2 separate regions of the Mus musculus genome follow, and region 1 is linked to region 2. The links are chromatin loops, found by intact Hi-C in ENCODE. Cell type or tissue: heart. All regions are shown on one strand. Each heading gives the region's core, and the rest is flanking DNA. Links, peaks and the distances in the headings are about the cores only.

Region 1 (8,724 bases), core at 578-8,577, 340 kb before region 2:
TCTTAGTAGCAGGAGTGGGATACTTCCTTATAAGTTATACATCAAAAATGTCCCATATGCCCCCTCAAACAATATTGCCACTGCTCTTCATGCCCACAAGAACTAGATCCACTGCTCCTCAGCACACATTCTGATTGTAGGGCATACAGAAATCCAACCGGAATTGACCTGAAAAACTTCCTCACAGACAGCTAATGTCCGTAATGCTGAAAGGTGCTACACAGGCAGGTAGGCAAGGCAAGTCATCAATGGGATGACCCAGCAATGAATCCTGGACATGACAATACTAACGCACTAGGTAAGAAGTGCCCACCACTTCTTACAGTGATGGAGTACAGTGATGGAGTGAAGATTATGGAATAACCAACCACTTTCTGGTTGGCTCTAAGCCCTGACTGGCACTGTAAACCTGGTCAAAAATCCAGGGATCTGGAGGTCACAGGCCATGGGGGTGGCTGTGAGGGGTGGGGCAACCCATACCAAAATGCCTTCTAGATATTGGCTTATGCCCACAGATGAGTGTTGCTCTCAACCCTGACCAGAGAAGCTGATTCTATAGGAAGCAACAATTAATTCAAAGATTCATAACTAGGTCAAAGTACTGAGAAAAAGTGACTGTCAAGTATTCAAGTGGGACAACTATTCCCCTCTCTGCCAAGCTCCAGCAACACAGTAAAGAAAGGGTAGAAAGAATGTACAAGTTGAAGGATGGGGTGGAAACCTGTGAAATGCAGTCTGCTGGGCATGACATGGCTGCTACACCCATGAACTCACTGCAATGATGATTACCTGATTATCTGCACAGAATCAAGCACATCAGTCCATATTCTAGTTGGTACTACTACCTGGACTCAGTAAGGGTTTCGTTGTTGTTGTTGTTGTTTTGTTTTGTTTCTTTAAAAAGGAGAAGGTATAAAGATGGGAAGAGAACATGTTGGGAGCATGTTGGCATGTTGGGGTGTGTAAGATCAATGCACACAGGTATGAAACTACCAAAGAATCAATATCATTTTTGGTTCGGGGAACTTCCCAAGATGAGCAGTGGTAAAGTAGACGCCTGACTGTTTTGATCTTGTCACATATCCTGCATACCAAGACTGAGCTCATTCAGGAAGGATAAGGAGAGTTCTCTGTCACCCTCACTTCCTTCCCTACCCTTCTGCCATGGGATGCTTCCCACAAAAGATCTTTTTCCCAGATGTTAATTCCTGAATCTTGAATAGCTCAGCTTCTAAAACTGTAATCCAATACATTTCCTATTACAAACCACCTAATCTATGGCCCTCTGGTACAGTCAAACAAGAAAGGAATAAAATATATTCTGAAAATCAGTGTCAATACCACTCATAAGCAGTTTACTATTATTTAAAGCTAGAGTTAGATTAGTTATAAACGTATTTAACAAACTTTAGGCTAAGCAGTGTGATGGTTTGGATGAGAAAATCTAAATCTACCGTCTCGGGCATTTCAGCCCAGCCCCAGTGGACGGCACTATTTGAGGCAGTTTAGGTGGTGCAGCCTTCCTGGGGGAAGTGTGTCACTGGAGGACGGCTATGAGAATAAAAAGCCTTGCCTGCTTCTAGTTGCTCTCCCAGTTTCAAGCTTACAGTTCAAGGTATGAGTTTTCAGCTTCCTGTCCCTGCCACCTGCTTCCAGGCAGTCCCAGCCATTGTGGACTCTAGCCCTCTAGACGTGTACAAAATATACTCTTGTATTAACACAAGCACTAAAGAGTTTAAGAGAAATGCAATTAATATGTAAAAGAAAATAAAGTCACACTGGAGGCTCATTTCAAATCAGAGATAGAAAAAAAAAAGATGCAAGAAACAAGTGTATGAAATGGAAAACAGTTTTACATATGGCAGATATCAATCCAATTATATCAATAATCAGTTTGTAAGTAAATGGCTGAAATAAACCAACTTAAAGAGAATATTGGAATGGATGAGAAAAACAACTGCTCAAATACATCACCTATGAGAAACCCACATAAAAATAAAGGACATGGGGAGCAGGGCAGGGAGAGGGTATAGGGGACTTTCGGGATAGCATTTGAAATGTAAATGAAGAAAATATCTAATGAAAAATCGAAAAAAAATGAAATAAATAAATAAATAAATAAAGGACATGTGAATGTGAAAAAAAAACAGATGAAGATGCAGCATGTTTTAAATAGAAGGCAGACCAGCCAGATCCAAATCAGGCTTACTTAAGAAGGGGAAATCATTAGGGACAGAGGGGCATTGATGAAATGTGTCAATTCCTCAAGAAGACACAACTCTTAATGTGACTGTACCAAACAAAAAAAAGTGTCAAAATACTTGAGGAAAAAATTGTCAGAATTGCAAGAAGCACTATTATAATTGCAGATTCCCAGCCTCTCACTTTGAGCAACTGACAGATTCAGGAGGCAGAAACTCAGAACACCAATGAGCTAAAAAGCACTATCAATCAACTGGATGTAACTGACATACACAGAACACTCACCAACAGCAAAGAGCATTCTCCTCAACTCACACAGGAGCACTCACTACCACAGGAAAACGTGTCAGTAACAGGAACAGCTCACAGACCTCAATGGGATTAAATTAGAATCATTCATACAAGACAGTTAGAAAAATCTTAAAATAGTTAGCATATACAACACAGTTCCATATAATACACAAATCAAGGAAGCCTCAGGGTAAACACAGAAATAAATCGAACTAGACTAATTTTTTTTTAAAAAGAACGAAACTTACGGAAACGGTGCAATACCATAAAAATAACACTTAGCAGACGTGTTAAATACGTACAAGGAAATTAGGAAAATTGTAAAATCAATCACCTAAGCTTCCACCCTAAGGAGCTAGGACAAAAAAAGAAATGTAACCATGAATATCACAATAAATAAAAAGTAAAGCAAAAATTACAGTAGAAATCAAACTAAAAATGAGAACTAGGAAAAAGAATGAAGCCAGAGATTGAGTCCTTAAAAACAAAACAAACAAACAAACAAAAAAAACGGCAAACCTCTAGCTAGGGTAAGCAAGAGGAAGGGAAAAACAAAACAAACAAACAAATGTAAAACAGAACTTACAGATCACCAAGCATGGCAGTTTGGGGTTTTGTGGGTTTAGCTGTCCTTTCTTGCTCAGAGTCAGGGTGCTGGACAACCTTGACAAGGAGGCAATAGTGGCCTGGCTGGCAGCAGCTAGGAAATAACAGGAGTTCCATTGCCACCAGCAGAGTGGCTTCCATTCCTGGCTTCAATGCCCAACCTATTTCCTAGGCCCCCAGTCCCTGCCACTTCTTTCCAGCAACAGTGGAAACAGGAAAATAAGCTCCAAGGAAGGGAGGGCTCATTAGGGAGAGTATGCTGTGAGAGTGTGTGTGTGTGTGTGTGAGAGAGAGAGAGAGAGAAAGAGAGAGAGAGAGAGAGAGAGAGAGAGAGTGTGTGTGTGTGTGTGTGTGTGTGTGTGTGTGTGTGTGTGTGTGTGTGTGCCCATGTGCGTGCGTGCGTGCATGCCTGCCTGCCTGCCTGCCTGTATGTATGTCTAAGAGTCTGCAGAGACCAAAGAGGATGTCAGATTCTCTGGAGCTGGAGTTACAGGCTCTGAGAATGTCAAACACTCTTTCTAACTATTGAGCCATCTCTCCAGCTCCCTGGTTTCTATTTTTTTAATTAACATATAACATTTATACTCACTTATGTGACCACATTACAAATCAAATTTCTGTGCAAATACAATGTATAATGGCCAAACCAGAGTACTCAGAACTCCCATCCCTCAAATATCAACTCCCTATGATTCTGGGAACTCAAATCTTCCTCTAGTTATTGTGAAATGTACAACTAATGGCTCTGGATTAGTTCCCCAACTTTGTAACATAAGAGAACTATAGCAATTGTATCTGCGTACTGCTTATCTTACCCTGTGACTGCTTTCCCTTCCTAGCTTCTACTAAGTGCTATTGTACATCTACTATTATGTGATTAATGTCTTTAGCTTCTGCAATATTTGTCTCTCTATACTTAATTTACTTTACTTAACATAATGCCCTGAAGTTTCAGTCATGCATCGGCAGGATTGCATCCTTGTTATGGTTAAACAGTATTCTTCCTAACCCCTGCTCTGTCACACACATATATTCATGGACACACATACACCACACATAAACACACACACACAATCTTTGAAAACAAAATCTGTGTGTATACATGCATGCCTGTATATATGAATGCCATTTGTGTGTATGCCTTGGAGGCCAGAAGAGGGCACAAAAGCCCTGAGTCTGGAGTTCTAGATGACTGTGAACCACCTGTCAATCAAACTCCAGTCCTATGCAAGAGCAGCAAATGTTCTTAACCACTGAGCCATGTCTGTTCCCACACAGTTTTTAAAATCCATTCATCTACTGATGGACATCTTGGCTGACTCTATAATTCTGGTTCCTGTGACTAGTGCTGCAATAAGCAGGGGTGTGGGTATCTCTTTGATGCAATGACTTTTATATACCCAGGAGTAGGGCTGCTGGGTCATAAAGGTTTTTGAGAGGCCTCTGTACTGTTTCTATAGCAGCTACACGTGTTCTTACTGACTGACTGACTGACTGACTGACTGACTGACTTTCTCATATCACTACCCACAATATACAATTATCCTTTCTCTAAATCCTAGGCAAGTTCCTACACAAAACTCACTAATCTATAAAAGCAAAAATCAGGCTACAGAAATAATTAAAATCTTGTTCTGGTAAGGACTCTGTTAAAAGGTAAAATGAGAAGATACAGCCTGGAAGAACCTATTTTATGTTCAAAAAATGATATCTAAAATAATACAAGTATTTACAATGATTAGGCTTTGAAAAAAAGCAAACAATTCAATTAGAAAACAGGCAAGGCATGAATAAGAACTCATTAAGCATATCCAAGGAGGCAGATAAGCATATGAAAACATGTGCAACACCAATAGCCATCACAAACATCCACCACCAGTCATCATTACTTGCCTATCAGAACAGCTAAAATTAAAACACAGTGATGGCTCAAAGGCTATTACCAACTCAGAGAAACTTCAGATGACAATGGCTCAATGGCTAATGACCTGAATTCAATCCCCAAGACCCACATATTAGGAGAGAACTAACTCTTACATGTTACACACACACACACACACACACACACACACACACACACACACAAGAGAAAATGGAATACCTGTACCCTAATGTGAGTGTAAAATGGTACAGCCATTTTAGGTGTATATTATAGTTTCTTAAGTATTTTTTGTGTGATTCAGTAACTAAACTCGCCGGGCAGTGGTGCCACATGCCTTTAGTCCCAGCACTGGGAGGTAGAGGCAGGTGGATCTCTACAAGTTTGAGGCCATAGGCTACATTGAAAAATCCTGTCTAGAAAACCCAAAAAACAAACCAAAAAACAACAACAACAAAATAAACAAAAAACCCAACAACAACAACAACATAAAACTAGACTCTTAAACACTGATTCAAGGGAAATAACATTTTATATGCAAATAAAAACCTACATACAAATGTTCAAAATTGCCTTACTTCTAATAATCCCAAACTGGAAGCAATCCAGATATCCTTCAATTGATAAAGACCAAACCATACTATACTTAAGGAACAGATAAACACATTAATTGCTTTTATTTGCTTCAACCAAAAACTAATAAAAATGGCTACTCAAATTAGAAGGAATAAAAGGGCTAAAGGACAGATACGAAGCTAAGCTGTACAGCTTAAACTCTGAAACCACAGGGGCTGGCAGATGGCTAAGATAAAAGTACATGTGGCTCTTGGAGAGGACCCAGGTTGGTTCCCAAGCCCCTACAAAGTGCCTCACAACCATGCATAACTTCAGCTCTAGGGGATCAGAGACCCTCTTCCCACCTCCACAGACAAGCAGCATGGTACACATACATACAGGCAGGCAAAACTTTTCATTTATTTTATATATTTATATGAAATTACATGAGTCTTCAGTGAAGCCTATAAGGAGACTAATCTCTAGCAGAGCGATTCTGAAGGCTTCAAATGATTTAGTCTTCGTGGTTATTCACGCCTTCATATGACCTATCTCTACTGTAGGATGGCCTAAACTTATTTCAAACAACAATACAAAGAAATGGCAATGTAGTGCCATTTCTAAGCCCTAGATACATAAAAGTGATTTAGCTCTTACTGATTCTCCCTAGCTAGCTCTGGCGAAGCAGAACATGACTGAAGTCCTGTAAGAGACTTGGAGCTGAAGACCCTTCTAAATCATGCCCAAACCCTTGATACTTAAGTATCATTTAATAAATGTATTGTTTTAAGCTGTAATTTGTGGCAGACTGTTACTGAGGCAACAGATAATTAACGTGGTGTGCCCTTCATTCATATTGAAATATTTAGGAGTGAAACAACTTAATTTAGGAAATATAAGAAGAGAAATAGGTAAGTGTAAATAGAGACTGGACATTTTGGAATGCAAATAGAAGGTCACTGTAGTACAAGGAAAAATTGACTCAGCTTATTGTCACCATGGAATTGATCATGTTTGAGCCTGCATAAGGATTCAAAGCACTCTGGGGACACAACCATGCATACATACTCCACACAAGCAAACAGAGTCACCACTGGGGAAAGCATGCCAACGACAGAAAATAGGCATTCCAATGCAGGTGACAGACTGGGAAACTCAGTGGTCAAAACTCAAACTGAAAAGTTGTCTCATATATATTCCTATACTAAGAATTGCCCTGCTTCAACCTAAAGCAAAAAGCATTAAAAGTGGAAAAGACTTAGGAAAGGTTTACAGCTTTTAGATACACATTCATTTGTATTAGACTAAACAACAGTATATACAAAGGGTTTATACATATTTAAGAGATCAAACTATTTCCAGTCTCCCTGCAAGGTTCATTTATATGTAGATGTCCTTACTAAGGGAATCAGAATCAAATTCTGACCTGATCAAATCCTCAAACTATCTTTTCTGGGCAATCATTCAATTTACTGTGTTACTGGGATAGGATGCCTGACTTTTAAAATGTATTCTAAAACATCTTAAACGATATGATACAGAGAGGGAAATGAGTTATAACAAGGATGCAGAAGTAAGGCTAACTGGAAAAAAGGTAGCAACCAGACAGAGTCCAGGAAAGGGGAGTGAGGGGGAACAAATGTAAAGAAAAGTCTAATGACACACATGCATGCAGAAGCCAAAATGAAACCCATAACAGTATATGCTAACCTGAAACACAGACACTTTTTCTGGTTTATCAACTTTATGGCATCCCTTTCCAAAAGTCCATCAACTCTTAAACCGCTCACATTGTATGAGAATAGAGAAAATCCTTGAGAACAGACTCATGTAGAATTGTCAACACCAGGACTGGACCAGAATACCTCCTTGTTCAGTGTCCTATCACACCGCACTTCCCACTGTACCTCTCCTTCATTCTAGAGCTGATGTCCTCCCTCAGTGGAGCCCACTAACTTAACCTGCACTGAGAGAGAGGCCAAGCAAATTTACACCAAACCCAAGCTACTCACTCACTGAAAACACACTCTGCTGACAGTATCTTTGACCAAGACCAAAGTCCTATCACACATATTGGAAAGTATTATTCAGTGTTAGTCCTCAGAAATACTCCAAAGTATTCACAAGCATGTTACAAACTATATTAACTATTCTTATCTTAAAACTGTTTAAATTTTCAATACCATATACTAAACTTTAACACAGGGGAGTCCACCAACCATAAAACCTTTTGTGATAGATTTCAAGTAAAATTTCAAGAGCTAGACTTATCTGTTATCTTCTAAAGCATTTTTTTTACTTATAATTAGTATGTATTTATGTGCATGTACATGCATGCATGCATGATGGAGAAACATGATGTGCCATAACTTGTGTGTGCAGGTCAGAGGACAACTGTGGAGAGCCAGTCCTCTCCTTTCATGGATTCTTTGGATCAAACACAGGCCATGGGCTTGTGTAGCAGGTACTTTTACCCACTGAGCCATCCATCTCACCCACCCCTGTATACAGTATCTCCACAAATGTTTCCGAACCAAGTCATTGAATAATATGCTATTAAAGTCATTCTACAAATCTGTTCATGTAAAATTAAACGAGTCACAACTAGATCATATTCACAGGTTGGCAGAGCTACTTCACTGTGTTGGGGCTGAGAACTAACAGCCTGAAGATGAGGTATCAGGCTAGAAGGCAACAGAGCACATTTCAGACTCAAGGTCCCTCGGACGTTAGTTTACCCTTCCCAGCACACAGAGAGGCTTTCTGCCATATCCACGAGCTTCCTATCCTGACTGGACCTGCCAAAGGGGAACACAATTGCCTTCAGTCTCTCACTGAAATCTCACTAATTAGAGAAGATTAAATTCTTATCACAGGGACAAAGACTGAACTCTGTCCATGTACCTAGCCACACTTTTTCCAAACACCACTTATCTTCTATTTCAATCCCATAAAGAATAATTTACAAACCACTGTCATCTGTTCTGTAGGCCCAGCAGACATACTACAAGCCACAGTATGTTCTCCAAGCCCATTGAGTTCCACTAAAAAGCATTACTACTTTCCTAAAATGAATGACACTCTCCCATTTCCTTCTCCTCTATACAAAAGGAGTACATATATTATGCTGGGGTAGTAAGTACGCAATGGTTTTCCCCCAAAATTTGACTTTTCCCTTTTGCATATTAATA
Region 2 (8,724 bases), core at 564-8,563:
GATTTAGGTTTTTTCCTTTCTACTCTTCCCCCCACCCATTAGTGGCCTCTTGCCCCCTACATACACACACATTCTCTCTCTCTCTCTCTCTCTCTCTCTCTCTCTCTCTCTCTCTCTCTCTCTCTCTCTCTCTCTCTCAGTTAAAGTCTTACACTGACAAGTGATAGAACCCCGCTGAGTCACAAGGTGTCGACATTGAGTCTTGAGTGTTTAGACCATGCTGGCTGCTTCCCTTCTTGTAGAGATTGGGGGAAGTAAAGAGCCCTGGGGTTTGGGGTAAAATGCCTGCTGCGCACATGGAATGTGAGAACCGTAGTTGTGTCGGTGAGAACTGAACAAGACAGGAGGTGTGTGTACCCGGGCAAGGAGGAAGTAAGCAAGAGAATGTGCGTAGGCGGCCCGTGTGCTTGGCACAGAAGAGGCCTTAGAGAGGCTGCTGGCTGGGACAGGCTGTGTAATTAAACAGTTGAACAGATCTTATTAACGGCAGGGTGGTGTTCACCACAGGCCGGCAGGGGGATGGGGAGAGAGGGAAAGAGCTGGAGATGTCTTTGGACACATGGAGCTAGACATGAGTTTTCACAAGCAGGTAGGCTGAAGAACATAGAATCCAGGTGACAGCTCATAAATTAAAAAAAAAAATTCAACCCAATATTCAACTTGGCTTTCATTTAGGTAATACTGGTCAAAGGAGGAATTCTTAATTTCACGAGAAATGACGTATTACCCCACGGTAGAACACAGGACCAAAGTTAAAATGTTATTTTCAATAATTGTGACACTGGTCTGAAATTGGCCTTATGTGTTTGGATCACTGGTGAGACCCTTCTGCCATTTATCACTCTGGTGTTATGGAGGACAGAGTCAGAGAGAGGAAGACGCAGTTAGAGACCCCTCCCCTGGGTGCTTGAAGGTTGGAGGCCAAGGCAGGCTGATAGGCTTGTCCTTCACGCACTGAGCACATGCCTGTGACAGTCCCTGAAGTGACCCCAGAGCACTGTCCAGTAAGAAACCTGCTAAGAGAAAGGAAGATGTGCTCTGAAAGGGCCTCTAACAGAGCTAAGGGGTGAAAAGGAATATGTGGTCATGGGGGAGTTAGGGGTGAGGGCTCCAGGCAGAAAGAAAGACCAACTCTTGGGCCAGTAGAGGAAGCCCTTGAGTAGTGGCCCAACCTTCTGAATCCTGTGACCCCTTAATACAGATCCTCCTGTTGGGGTGACCCCCTAATCATAACATTATTTTCATTGCTACATAATAACTGCAGTTTTGCTGCTATTGATCATAATGTAAATATCCGATACACAGAGGGTCTTAGGAGACCCCTATGAAAGGGTCACTGAATCCCCTCCCCCAAAGGGGTCGAGAGCTTCAGGTTGAGAACCATTGCCCTAGAGGGAGGGGCGAGTTCAGCATTAGAGGGTCAAACGAAGGCAGTACAAAGGTTGCCTCCATTTCAGAAGCCTCTGGAATCTCTGGATACGCCCCTGGGAAGTTTCCAGGCTCTTTGGAGGGCCCCACCCTAAGCCACTGCCTGCCACTTCCTGTTCCTATGACTGTCCCTTGTCAAGGGGAATAAACAAAGACTGTGAAAGCACATGATGGTATCTAAAGCCAGCCCGCTCTGGTGCTCCTGAGGGTGACAGTGGCTACCCGGCTATGAGAGGACCAAGCTGCTTCTGCTGTGGCTCACACAGTCCAGGGGATGAGACCAAAGAAGGGTATTTATGGCAGACAGACAAGGTGGTAGGATGCCACACAAATGACAGTTAATTCTGAAAAGAGAATCCCACATAGCTGGACCGCAGCCCTTGCAGGGGGTGGTGTGCACAGAATTAAATGGGCCTCCTTTCTTCACACTCCAACTTAACAAGGTTGACACCTCTGCGCTCATGTGGGGTGTGGGGGCACACACAGTCCTGAGCCCCCTCGCGTGCAGACCCCACGAGCGTCCCATTTACTGCTGTACCTGCAGTTTCCACTCCCCGTTCTGCTGATTTGAAGTACACTGCCTCCCCTCGGAAAGACGTGAAGTGAACTTAGACCTCGGAAGCTGGTTCGGGTGGGAGCTAAGAGGAAGCACTGTGGAGCCCAAAAGTGTTGTGTCAACACTGTGGCTCTGAGCATCTAATCTTTTACTACCTGTAGGGACAGGTGGATGCAGAGTTGCTGCTGGCAGGGAAGACCAGATTCTTTCAAGGTTACGATTGTGCAATAGAGAATATCTTTTGAAGCTGCGGGAGGGGGTCAGAGCAGCGTGTTCACAGAGCCTGCTTCTCTAAACACTCTCCCTGCATAGGACCTTTCTTAACTGACTATCGAATGGTTTCTGAGCCAGCATAGAGTGGAGAGCTGGGTCTCCAGAGAGCGGCCATTACCAGTTTGTAGTTAAGCTAAGCATCTCTATTTGGTAGGGACTTTCATTTTAGAGATTTCCTGAGGTGCTGCTCTAAAGCACTTGTCTTAACCACAGTTTTTAAACAGTGCCTTTGTTCTAATGTCCAAGGTGAGAATAGTTTTTCAGTATCCAATGAGAAGGGGCGGTGAGCAGCCCTGCACCAGGTTGTAACTGGGAGGCTGTGCTGAGCTTGCGTCTGGGGCCACAGCCAGACAAGGGGAAGTTTGAGGAGTTGGGGGTATTTTTAGCCGATCAGGCCTGCTGTGAAACTGATTCCTCCCCCTCCTTTAGTTCCAATGAGAGTGCTCTTCACTCGAATGTGTGCTATCTACCGTTTCAGACACACGAAAGGAGTGTGCGTTGTTAAGGTGAGGGGGAAGCAGTGCACACACCCACATGTGTGGGCGTGGCGTCCAGCATCCCTCCATTCTGCCAAGTTGTGGTGTGACCAGATGCCCTTTTGCAGAGCTGTGGTTTACCCCACAAACCCTCTGAGCTGGAGGACTCCTGTTTCCATTGGTCCCTTCCCATTCATTCCTCTTGTCTGCTGTGAGGCCCTGACATGGGAATGATGGGCCTGCTCAATACTTTGGGTGCACTGATTGAACCAACAAGGAGCGTTAATTAAAACTTTATTCGAGTACAAGTACAACCTCTTAGGTGATTTATGTGGGCTCTCCCTGGGACCTGTGGGCAGTCTCTGGAGTCACTTGCGATGGTGAGAGGGTTCTTGCAAGTAACCAGAAAGCATAAATTCCCACCCTAGGGTTTTACTACCCTTTTTTATTTGCAGAGTGGTTGGCCCTGCCGGCCTTCTGGCGACCCCGGCCTGTGGTACTGTAGAGAGTGGTGCTGGAACAGGACCAGGAAGCTCTAAGCCCTGCCTCTCTCCTGACTGCCCACCTCTCCCCACAGGTGGGATTCACAGCCCCGCTGCCTCCAGACTAAGCTCTGAGCACATCCGAGTCACACACACATGATCTTTTTGGTTGTTCCCCCTCTGTGACGTGCTAGAAGCCCTCCAAGGTGCACATAGATCTGGTTGTGTGTGTGAAAGGCCTGCATGCTGATTGGCCTTTCTAGAAAGGCTAAGTCACGGATGCCTGTCCCAGGCCTGGAGTTCAGTTACTGTCCTCTCCCTCTCCAGACCGTTGCCAAGTGACAGATACCAAAATAACTAGAATGTTCTCTTAAGAGATCCAGACCATGAGAGGACAATGCTGGGGAGGCGGGGGGGGGGGGGTGCTGGGACTGGGGAGCCCAGGTAGGGTATTAAGTCCTTCCTTTTTCTCCTCCTCCTCTACATGAAGAAGGAAGGCATCCTTCATCACAGGGGGGGGGAGGGGGAGAAGGGGCCACCCTGGGTCCAAGTTATTGCATAGGAGGCAGCCTCTCGACGGTGGTGAGGAATAGAGGTGGGCTTGAAAAGTTGGCTTCACCCACCTGAATGTTGTGCCCTGAGCCAAAAGGGGTGGAGTCAGACCCAGCCTCTACCTGCTTGCCTCTCCTGGAGGTGACCTCTCATTGGAACTCCCTGTGAGCCTCTATTGTTTCCTGCTTTGGGGGATTTCCTACAGGCCTAGCCCTGCTGTTGCTGCTGCTGCTGCTCAGACTCCTCACCCCAGACCCACTGACTGCCCAGGGATTCTGCTGGGTTTTCAGTAGGAGAGAAGTGTTTGTGTAGTGAGCTTGTATATCCTCTCTGGCATTGGAGCTGATGGAGTTCTGCCCTTTAGTGGGTGGGAGCACCATTCCCTCCAGTTTAGATGGCTCTGGTTTTCCACAGCATTGGCTGTATGAGGCCGCCACCTGGTGGCCAGCACGAAGCAACGTGTAACTCGCTTCGTGCTCTGTGAAGGGATGCTTTAGCAGTGACCTCTGACACACTCACTCTACACACATCGGTCCAGCCTACATACTTAGCATTTCTGCTTTGTCATATACATAATCAGCATTCTCGCCTCTTCGACTTGGGAGTCACTTTCCATGCCCCCTCCTACATTGCTCCAGGCACATGGGCTCTTTCCTGGCTCCCAGGGTTACAGGCTCTCGTCCAGCTCCCGGGAGAGCTGCCAGGCCCCTCTGCCCTACAGTGCTCTCCCTCCCACCTACCTGGCTGATGACCACACCTCTGAAAGTCATCTCAGGTACCACCTCCCCTTGCCCCGGCTTCCCTCTCAGCAGGCCTGGCTCACTTCCCTCAGCATGCCTCAGCTCCTTTTTTGGAAGAAAAAGAAAGAAACAGAAAGCCAAAAGGCTGGAAGGAGAATAGGGAGGGGGGAAACTTGAGAGGATTTAACAACTGTATTATAATCAGATGTTTTTCTTCTCCACAAGCTAACTTGAAAGTAGAGACTGCCTTTTGTCTCTGGGCCCCTATGTAATAGGATCGCCCTGGCATCTGACCATTGCTCACTGGCTATGGGGAGGCATAAAGGGAAGAGGTCTCCTTTGAAGCAAACTTAGGGGGTGCTCATGGCGCTGAGAGACTGGCTGGGAGTGGGGGTGGGTTGCTGAAGCTATCTGAAGAGCTGCACTCCCAAACCTCTTCACCACAGCATTGCACAGGAGGTGTCTATTTTCCCCCCACTACTGGAAGGCTCCTCTGTTTGAAACTTCTCCTTGTTCAAACCCCTTCAGTGACTCTTGAGACCTACCTGTGGTCTCTACCCAGACTTGAAGGCTTAGTAGCAACTGGGTGGTGGTGCGCGCATTTGATTCGCTCTGCAGCAGAAGCACTTGCTGGGGGTTCTGGACGGGTTCAGTTGAACTGCTCTGAGGATAAGGCCTCATGTGGCTCCACCACAGGACCCATCAGTAGAGTTTGGGGCACACAGTAGGGAGACATTCGGGAGAGTGACAACAAAGAAGAGAGTGTCACAAGGCAGCTTATGATTGATGGCTAAGGGAATGTGGTGGCAGTTAAACAAAATACCTATAGAAGGTGCCTATAAAAGATGCCTTTCTCCTATAAAGGGCCTCACTCCAGACCCATCCTGCAGCCTGTCCCCCTCACACAGCTGTCGCACTTCACACCTGGTAAAGGTTTAACCTTCGTAAAAAGATTTTGGACTCCAAGCTTCGGATAGACTGCAGCTGATGGCATGTGTACTTTAGTCCGCCCTTCCCACCCATCTCCCTTCCTCGTCGAACCGGTTCCTTACATTTTTATATAAACAGCCCCAAGGCCACAGTAAAGCCTCCAGCTACTTCCTCTGAGCCTCACTCTCCTCGTTAAGCATGCCACCTTTCTGGGGCTGCCCTCTAACTGTGACCTGCCTCCACGAGGGACCCTGCCCTCTCTCTGTAGCCCAAGCACTTGACACAATGTCTGGCACACACTATGGACATGAAAGGAAAAAAAAAATCCAGGGAAGATCAGTTGATTTGACACCATCAATGGGTGATGCTGTGAGCCCAGAACAGGCAACATGTCAGAATGGGTTGGCGGAGTGTTTAAGGAACAGGTACGAATTGTCATAACCAGACAGCGAAAGTTGTTTACATTTGAAATATGGAAGAATTTTTAAAAAGACTTTGAGGCAGAAGAGCTCAGGGTCCAAACTCTCTGCCAGCTCAGCATGTGTCTGGAAGAGACTAGGTGTGGAGAAGCCCAGGGTGGGCAGCAGGTTTTCTTCCTGGCAGAGGGCTTGTCTAAAGGAGGGAGAATGCCCTGGGGTCACTAGATCTCACCATTGAAAGGCCTTAGGCATGCTCTGATCTCTGGCAGCCTTTAAGTGCTGGTACCTCTTTAGAAACCATCACCTTCGAAGTTGGCAAGGAAAACCCAGGATTATTTTTTTTCCTACTTTTTGAGACAGGGTCTCAGGTAGGCCAGGCTGGCCTCTAACTTACTACTTACTCTGTTGTGACTAAGTCTAGCCTTGAACTCCAAACCCTCCTCCCCACATTTCCCAAAGTGCTAGAGTTTCTGGGTGAGCCAGTGTGTGCTACTTCAGAGTCAACATTTTTAAGAACCAGGTGCACGCCTGTGGCCCTGCCTTCATTTCCTGTAGTGATAGTCACCTTGGTGTCCTCTTTGTGGCCTTGTGGCTTTGGCCTTGTAACCCACGTTGCTTAGGCCATAGATGTGAATCCCCCTTGGCCATAGGACTAGCCCCTTCTAAAACAAAGACTTTCCTTCAGGCGCCGCCTTGGGCCTGGCTCTGTGCTGTCCTTCAGTCCCCCTGCCCTCGTGACTAGAACGACCTGGAAAGCTGCAGCAGGCAGCAGGTGGACCTCCTGAGCTGAGTCACCACCCTGGGAACAGTGCCCTGCTGAGGCCATCCCAGGCTAACTGGGTCCTCTCCATCTTTGAGGTGACAGAGGTGGCAGAGGAAATGGGGATTTTCTGGCTGAGCATACAGAAGGTTTTCCCACAATTACAGCTATGGTCCGTGATCGGTCGTCTTACTTCCGCACTCCAAAATTATCCACTTACCAGATGTCTTAGAAATAGAAGAAGAAATTTCAAAATGGTGGTTTTTTTGAACTTGTAGTTTAAGAAAGGGGAAGAACAATGTGACACAGGGAGAGATACAAAGCCATTTGATACTCTATAAACAATGTGAAAGTGAGGTTCAAGCTATTGGGGGCTTGGGTGTGCGCACACGTGTGCAGGCCACTCTATTGCTCACCAACTTTACAGCTTTGAGACAGGATCTGTCAGTTAGCTGGAAGCTCACTCTTGACTAGGCTAGTTGGCCAGCAGACTCCTGAAGCCATGTTTCGGGGGGGGGGGGCGGGGGACACTGGAGGTTTGAACTCTGGTCCTTGAGCTTATGGAACAAGAGCTCTTAACCACTGAGCCATCTCCCCAGCCCTGGGTTCATTTGTTTTTTGGGGTTTTTTTTTCTTTTCCTTTTGCATTATTTCACTTATAGGCACTCTGAGGATTGCTTTAAAAAGTCCAGGTGCTTATCATGTATTCCTGCAGCAAAAGAAGAAACAGGTGTCCTTTTGAAAGTTTCTTTTTACAGCTGTTTAGCTTACTCAGCACAGCAGTGAACAGAGCCAGTCTCAGTCTATGCCACATCCTCAGCCATAAAGTAGCATCCCTCTCTGCCTGAGACGTGAGCAGCAAAAGAAACCATGCCGTTCTGACTGGCCACACAGTCACACCAGCCAATCAGAGCCGTCCAAAAACAATACAGAAAGCCCTCACGACTGAACACTGACCGTTAGGAAGTGTTGCTAACTTTCTTGTAGTAAAGCTATAAAAAAAAGTACCTGATGTAAATGTTTCACCAAATTCACTGTGGTGTCCGCCTGGAGGCTTCTGGAAAGGGAGGAAAAACCGTCAGGGCTCTTGCTTTCCAAGTATTGGGGTTCTCTTAACTGTTGAAGGTTAAGTTCTTTTCCATTTCTGCCCACATGCCCCATGTGAGCGCTCAATTCTGCTGAGCCTGAGTGTCCTGAAGAGGAAGGAAGGCTTTGCCCACACCAGTCCTCCTTCAGCTCTAGGTGTTTGTGGGTAGCTGGGCCCCGCCACAGCTTTGAGCTGCTCCTCTACCCTCATACACCAGGTTGCAAACCACGACGTCAACTGTGGTCCAGAGGCTGGGGCTTACTCCTTATTTCCCTGTTTGCCTCCTGTGTGCATAAAATGTAAGAATGGCCAAGAGGTTTCCTAGTCTCCCTCCACGCTCCCTCCTCCTCGCAGTGCTGGGCATGAAAGCAACACAGGAGAACGGTGGGGGGAGGGGAGGCAAATTCTAGAATCCAGAACCAGATCGGGTTCCTCAACCTTTGGTTTCAGGTCGCCCAAAGTTAACTGCAGTTGAAGTTTGAGGGCACTTAGTTCTGTAGACTTCAGTCTCCAGACTCACTGAAGTGAAGGAGTGTGGTCGGGGAGAATGGGGTTCAGTGGAAGGAAGGAGGCTCTGTTATCTTGGGCCTGGCCTGTTTCTGCATAGAGGTTACAGAAAGCCGGTCTTGGTGACCACACGGCATCACTGAGCACTGGGCTCTGTGTAATTGCACCGTACAAAGAGGCCTCCGTAAGGTCTTGGGACTTAGGCACTGGTGGCTAAAAGGCAAAGGCTCCAGCAGGCATGGGTTGGTCTATCTTGCCTTTCTGAAGTTGAAGCCAACATTCTTAATGGTTTTGAATATTCAGAAGTCTCCCCTTTTTGGCACAATGGCTTTTCAGGCATGGGCTAAAATCTCTTCGGGTAAAGTTCAAAGCTGAAACCATCCTCACCCTCACACTCAGTGTCATTTGGTAGAATCATCTCATTTTGGAGGGGGGAAACTATGAAAAATGGCTTGCTTACTTCCATCAGAGGTAAAGCATCGGGAGGTAGCTTGCCAGGGGTCATGGATTTGGG

Evidence for each region. Peaks named below come from ENCODE experiments on the same cell type or tissue, not always from the same donor. Only the 100,000 strongest peaks of a DNase experiment are listed, where the experiment ranks them.
Region 1: it touches region 2 in a loop (2.5-fold over the local background); 4 of 42 quality-filtered maps call a loop at or near these places.

Annotation. Positions count from the first base shown.
Region 1 is chr6:31,408,261-31,416,984 of GRCm38, reverse strand. The region is part of intron 1 of Mkln1 (muskelin 1, intracellular mediator containing kelch motifs); the gene reads right to left. Among named protein-coding and RNA genes, the nearest start is that of Mkln1, 14 kb to the right of the region's middle. In heart, for the core only: a CTCF peak has its summit at 4,251 (motif pointing right); no DNase peak of the experiment used is centred there.
Region 2 is chr6:31,071,417-31,080,140 of GRCm38, reverse strand. No RefSeq gene overlaps it. Among named protein-coding and RNA genes, the nearest start is that of Mir29b-1, 13 kb to the right of the region's middle. In heart, for the core only: a CTCF peak has its summit at 4,213 (motif pointing left); DNase peaks (open chromatin) are centred at 1,540, 4,040, 4,460, 6,620 and 3 weaker places; H3K27ac peaks cover 3,435 bases.